Linked DNA regions of Homo sapiens: region 2 is linked to region 1. The links are chromatin loops, found by intact Hi-C in ENCODE. Cell type or tissue: left lung. All regions are shown on one strand.

Region 1 (2,500 bases):
CATCCTAACAGATAAATTACAGCAGACAGACTTGACAGATGGGGGTAACAGTTATTAGGAACAAAAGACTGAATTCTCCCTAGAAAAGGTAGTATCTGAGATGGGTCTTACCAGAGGAGTAAATGTTCTTTGCTGGGGTAAGGGGATGGACACACAACAAAAAGAACAACCCATGCAACAGCACAGGGAGTAAATAATTATTCAGTGTGGCACTGATGTGGAAGGTAGAGACAAGAGCCAACACTAGAAATTTGGCTTGTCTCAGCACTTCGGGAGGCTGATGTGGGCAGATCATGAGGTCAGGAGTCCGAGACCCTCCTGGCCAACATGGCAAAACCACATCTCTACTAAAAATACAAAAATTAGCTGGGCGTGGTTGCATGTGTCTGTAATCCCAGCTACTCCAGAGGCTGAGGCAGGAGAATTGCTTAAACCCAAAAGGTGGAGGTTGCAGTGAGACGAGATTGTGCCATTGCACTTCAGCCTGGGTGACAGAGAAAGACTCCGTCTCAAAAAAAAAAAAAAAAAAAAGAGAAAAGAAATTTGGTTTGGAAGCAGATGACGGTCTTTGTAAAACAAGTTAAGGAGTTTGGATTTTTCTTTTTGTAGACAACAGGGAGCCAAGAAATATTATTAGGCAGGCAAACAACTAGAGAAGCTTTAGTTTTTGAGGATGATGACTCTGACAGCAGGGTGGAAAATTAACAGCAGCAGGGAGAAATTAGTGGCAGAAAATTAACTTAAGAGGTGTTTATGACTCAATGATGGCCTTAGGTCAGAAGTGATTAAACAGCCAAAGTCAGTGACTGGAGCATGGTTTTGGGGGAGAGCCTGGTGACTGATTGGACATGGGGGTGAGAGAGACATGCATCAGGACAGCCATCAGTAATGTTCCTGGCCTAGTAGGTTGTGTACATTGCAATCATCTTCCAGAAGGGATGGAGATTACTTTCATTATTACAAGTACCTACAGGATGAGGGATTTGTAGTATGATCAGGATGACAAAGAGTACAGCTTCAGATAAGTTGTAAGTGAAAATATAGTGTTAGAGTTGCCAGTTTATAGGTTAGAGGAGAGGTAAGAAAAGCACAAGAATGCACAGGTCATTCTGCAAGAACAAAACTCACTCCCAGGTATGGGACTGCAAAGGTCGCTGCAGAGAACAGGCATTGGGTAACTGGCAACTGACACCAATGGAATGCTTACAGTCTGTCCACAGATTTAAGATTTTTAAAACAACTATTCTCAAGTGTTGCAAATGTCTCTAAGGTAAGTGGGGGCCCAGAGCACTTTGGGGGCAACTGTCTGCTTACTGCAGGCAGCCCTTTCTTATCTGGAATTCAGTCTCCTCATCTTCCTGCCTTCTCCCTTGCATATCTCCTGCTTGTGTAATAGGGTGGAAAGTGGGAGGGCAGGACAAAGGTCAGACCAATAGCACTGGTTAGCTAAAAGATCACTCCTTTCATTCTACTAGACAGTTCTGGTCTGAGGCCTGGGATCCCAGAACATAAAATTATTACTCTGTCCTTTATTGCATCCCTGTATTATCCCCATTTCCCTCAGCCAGAGCATCTGGCTGACATCCACCCTCTCAAGAGGACATGTAGGACAGAAGACCAGGCTCAGAAAAACTGCTGTTTGAAAAGGGCAGGTAGTTAAGTAAGAATTTTGGAAGAACTTGAGAAATTAAAATTACGGAGACTATGAATGCAAAAACACTAACTGTCAAGCAAGTAAGAGCTAATTTAAAGAACTTTTTTAAAAGATATAGTCCACATAACTTGAAACATGCGGAAGACTGGCAGATGACTGCATCAGAGCGAATTTCCTAAATAACTGAGGAGGTGACTGGGAAAACTGAGCCACCTACCAAAACAGCTTTACAGAGCCAATGCATCTCAATTGTTGTAAAAGAAGATGAGTTCTAGAACTCTTATTTACTATGGAGTTTTCAAATACATTGAACATCACTTAATGTTTTCCTCAATCCCAAGCTTCTTGTAAAACTTTGACCTTGCCAACCATGGCACCTTAGAGGCAGATGAAAGCTTACCTATTTTATGGAATTTCAGATTTCTAAATATAGCACATGCAATACAGGGAATGCACCCAGTGTGCTTGTGGATGCAATAATGACCACTACTACACCTCTCAAGCAGGCTTTGTTGACTTCAGCTCTCCTGACATTTGGGGCTGTCCTATGCATTGTAATATGTGGAGCAGCATTTCTAGTGTCTGTACACTAAAGGCCAGTAGCACCCTTTCCCAAAGCAAGACACTAAAAATTTCAAAATTCTGGAAAGGAAATCCACAGTAGACACCCACAAAGCTTCCTGATCTCAAAATATACCACTTTATTCCATATGTAGGTTTTGAGTTTCTGAAACATTTGCTTTATGCTTACAACAATCCCATGAGGTAGAAAAGCTACTGACAAGATGCCTGTCATCATATTCATCAATGGCAATGCCACCAAAAGCTAAAGTTTCATTTTAAATT
Region 2 (2,500 bases), 92 kb after region 1:
CACAGAAAACCTGTTTGAGATGTTAAACCATTGTAAAACAATCCGCTGAACCAACAATTAAAAGCTCTAAAGTAAAAGATAAAATGGCCTAAAAAATCTATTTTCTGTATCATAAAGGAAAATATAGAAGCCTCCTCAGAAATAAAACTAAGTTAGAATATTATGTCTAAATGTATCTGTCAGGTATGAATCTAAATTCTAGTTAGCATGCAGCACTTATTAATTGACATTTACAGTTAGTAATGTATCCTTAATCAATTAGGATTTCATGTTGTATAAAAGACACTAAGTCACACACAATGCTAACTTTTTCTTTGTTAAAAATTTACTCTTTGAGCCCTCTCCCTCTCCCTCTCCCTCTCGGTCTCCCTCTCCCTCTCCCTCTCTTTCCACGGTCTCCTTCTGATGCTGAGCCGAAGCTGGACAGTACTGCTGCCATCTCGGCTCACTGCAACCTCCCTGCCTCGTTCTCCTGCCTCAGACTGCCGAGTGCCTGCGATTGCAGGTGCGCACCGCCACGCCTGACTGATGTTCATATTTTTTTGGTGGAGATGGGGTTTCGCTGTGTTGGCCGGGCTGGCCTCCAGCTCCTAACCGCGAGTGATCTGCCAGCCTCGGCCTCCCGAGGTGTCGGGATTGCAGACGGAGTCTCGTTCACTCAGTGCTCAATGTTGCCCAGGCTGGAGTGCAGTGACGTGATCTCAGCTAGCTACAACCTCCACCTCCCAGCTGCCTGCCTTGGCCTCCCAAAGTGCCAAGATTGCAGCCTCTGCCCGGCCGCCACCCCATCTGGGAAGTGAGGAGCGTCTCTGCCTGGCCGCCCATCATCTGGGATGTGAGGAGCCCCTCTGCCTGGCTGCCCAGTCTGGGAAGTGAGGAGCCCCTCTTCCCTGCCGCCATCCCATCTAGGAAGTGAGGAGCGTCTCTTCCCGGCTGCCCATCGTCTGAGATGTGGGGAGCGTCTCTGCCCCGCCGCCCCGTCTGGGATGTGAGGAGCGCCTCTGCCCAGCCGCGACCCCTTCTGGAAGGTGAGGAGCTTCTCTGCCCGGCCGCCCCGTCTGAGAAGTGAGGAGGCCCTCAGCCCGGCAGCCGCCCCGTCTGAGAAGTGAGGAGCCCCTCCGCCTGGCAGCCACCCCATCTGGGAAGTGAGGAGCGTCTCCGCCCGGCAGCCATCCCATCCGGGAGGGAGGTGGGGGGCAGCCCCCGCCTAGCCAGCCTCCCCGTCCGGGAGGGAGGTGGGGGGCAGCCCCCGCCCAGCCAGCCTCCCCGTCCGGGAGGGAGGTGGGGGGCAGCCCCCGCCCGGCCAGCCGCCCCGTCCAGGAGGGAGGTGGGGGGCAGCCCCCGCCCGGCCAGCCGCCCCATCCGGGAGGGAGGTGGGGGGCAGCCCCCGCCCGGCCAGCCGCCCCGTCCGGGAGGGAGGTGGGGGCCAGCCCCCGCCCGGCCAGCAACCCCATCCGGGAGGGAGGTGGGGGGCTCCTCCGCCCGGCCGCCGCCCCATCCGGGAGGTGGGGGGCGCCTCTGCCTGGCCGCCCCTTCTGGGAAGTGAGCCCCTTTGCCTGGCCGCCACACCATCTGGGAGGTGTACCCAACAGCTCATTGAGAAGGGGCCGTGATGACGATGGTGGTTTTGTGGAATAGAAAAGGGGTAAATGTGGGGAAAAGATAGAGAAATCAGATTGTTGCTGTGTCTGTGTAGAAAGAAGTAGACGTAGGAGACTCCATTTTGTTCTGCACTAAGGAAGATTCTTCTGCCTTGGGATGCTGTTGATCTATGACCTTGCCCCCAACCCTGTGCTCTCTGAAACATGTGCTGTGTCCACTCAGGGTTAAATGGATTAAGGGCGGTGCAAGATGTGCTTTGTTAAACAGATGCTTGAAGGCAGCATGCTCATTAAGAGTCATCACCACTCCCTAATCTCAAGTACCCAGGGACACAAACACTGTGGAAGGCCGCAGGGTTCTCTGCCTAGGAAAACCAGAGACCTTTGTTCACTTGTTTATCTGCTGACCTTCCCTCCTCTATTGTCCTACGACCCTGCCAAATCCCCCTCTGCGAGAAACAGCCAAGAATGATCAATTAAAAAAAAAAAAATTACTCTTGAAAAGAAAACCCATTCAAAGGGTTCACCTTGTGTTTCAGGACACCCACCTTATCTTCTGGGTATCTCTTTTATTTCTAAAAATATATGTACCTCTATTAAAGGAAAGTTAAAATTTTGATTGTGTGTATTTATAGAAGTGCTTTGTTGTTGTTTTTAACAATAAAGTACCAGGGTAAAATAACTTCCCCTAAAACAGTAAAAATGGTTCTTTTTATGAGTATGATACATAATCAATTATTATCAAGTAGGTACATTGCACATACACATATCAAGCAAGATTTATACCCTGCAGGTTTCTGGTTTTACATTCAATTTTAAAACCAAGAAATAATGGAATAAAGGAAAGTTAAATTACATATAAACCAACACTTCTATTAACTCATACCACTAGTGAAACA

Evidence for each region. Peaks named below come from ENCODE experiments on the same cell type or tissue, not always from the same donor. Only the 100,000 strongest peaks of a DNase experiment are listed, where the experiment ranks them.
Region 2: it touches region 1 in a loop (8-fold over the local background); 59 of 110 quality-filtered maps call a loop at or near these places.

Annotation. Positions count from the first base shown.
Region 1 is chr19:23,871,318-23,873,817 of GRCh38, forward strand. No RefSeq gene overlaps it. Among named protein-coding and RNA genes, the nearest start is that of ZNF726, 42 kb to the right of the region's middle. In left lung, no CTCF peak of the experiment used is centred here; no DNase peak of the experiment used is centred here.
Region 2 is chr19:23,963,042-23,965,541 of GRCh38, forward strand. No RefSeq gene overlaps it. Among named protein-coding and RNA genes, the nearest start is that of ZNF276-AS1, 6.3 kb to the left of the region's middle. In left lung, no CTCF peak of the experiment used is centred here; DNase peaks (open chromatin) are centred at 490, 1,073 and 1,515.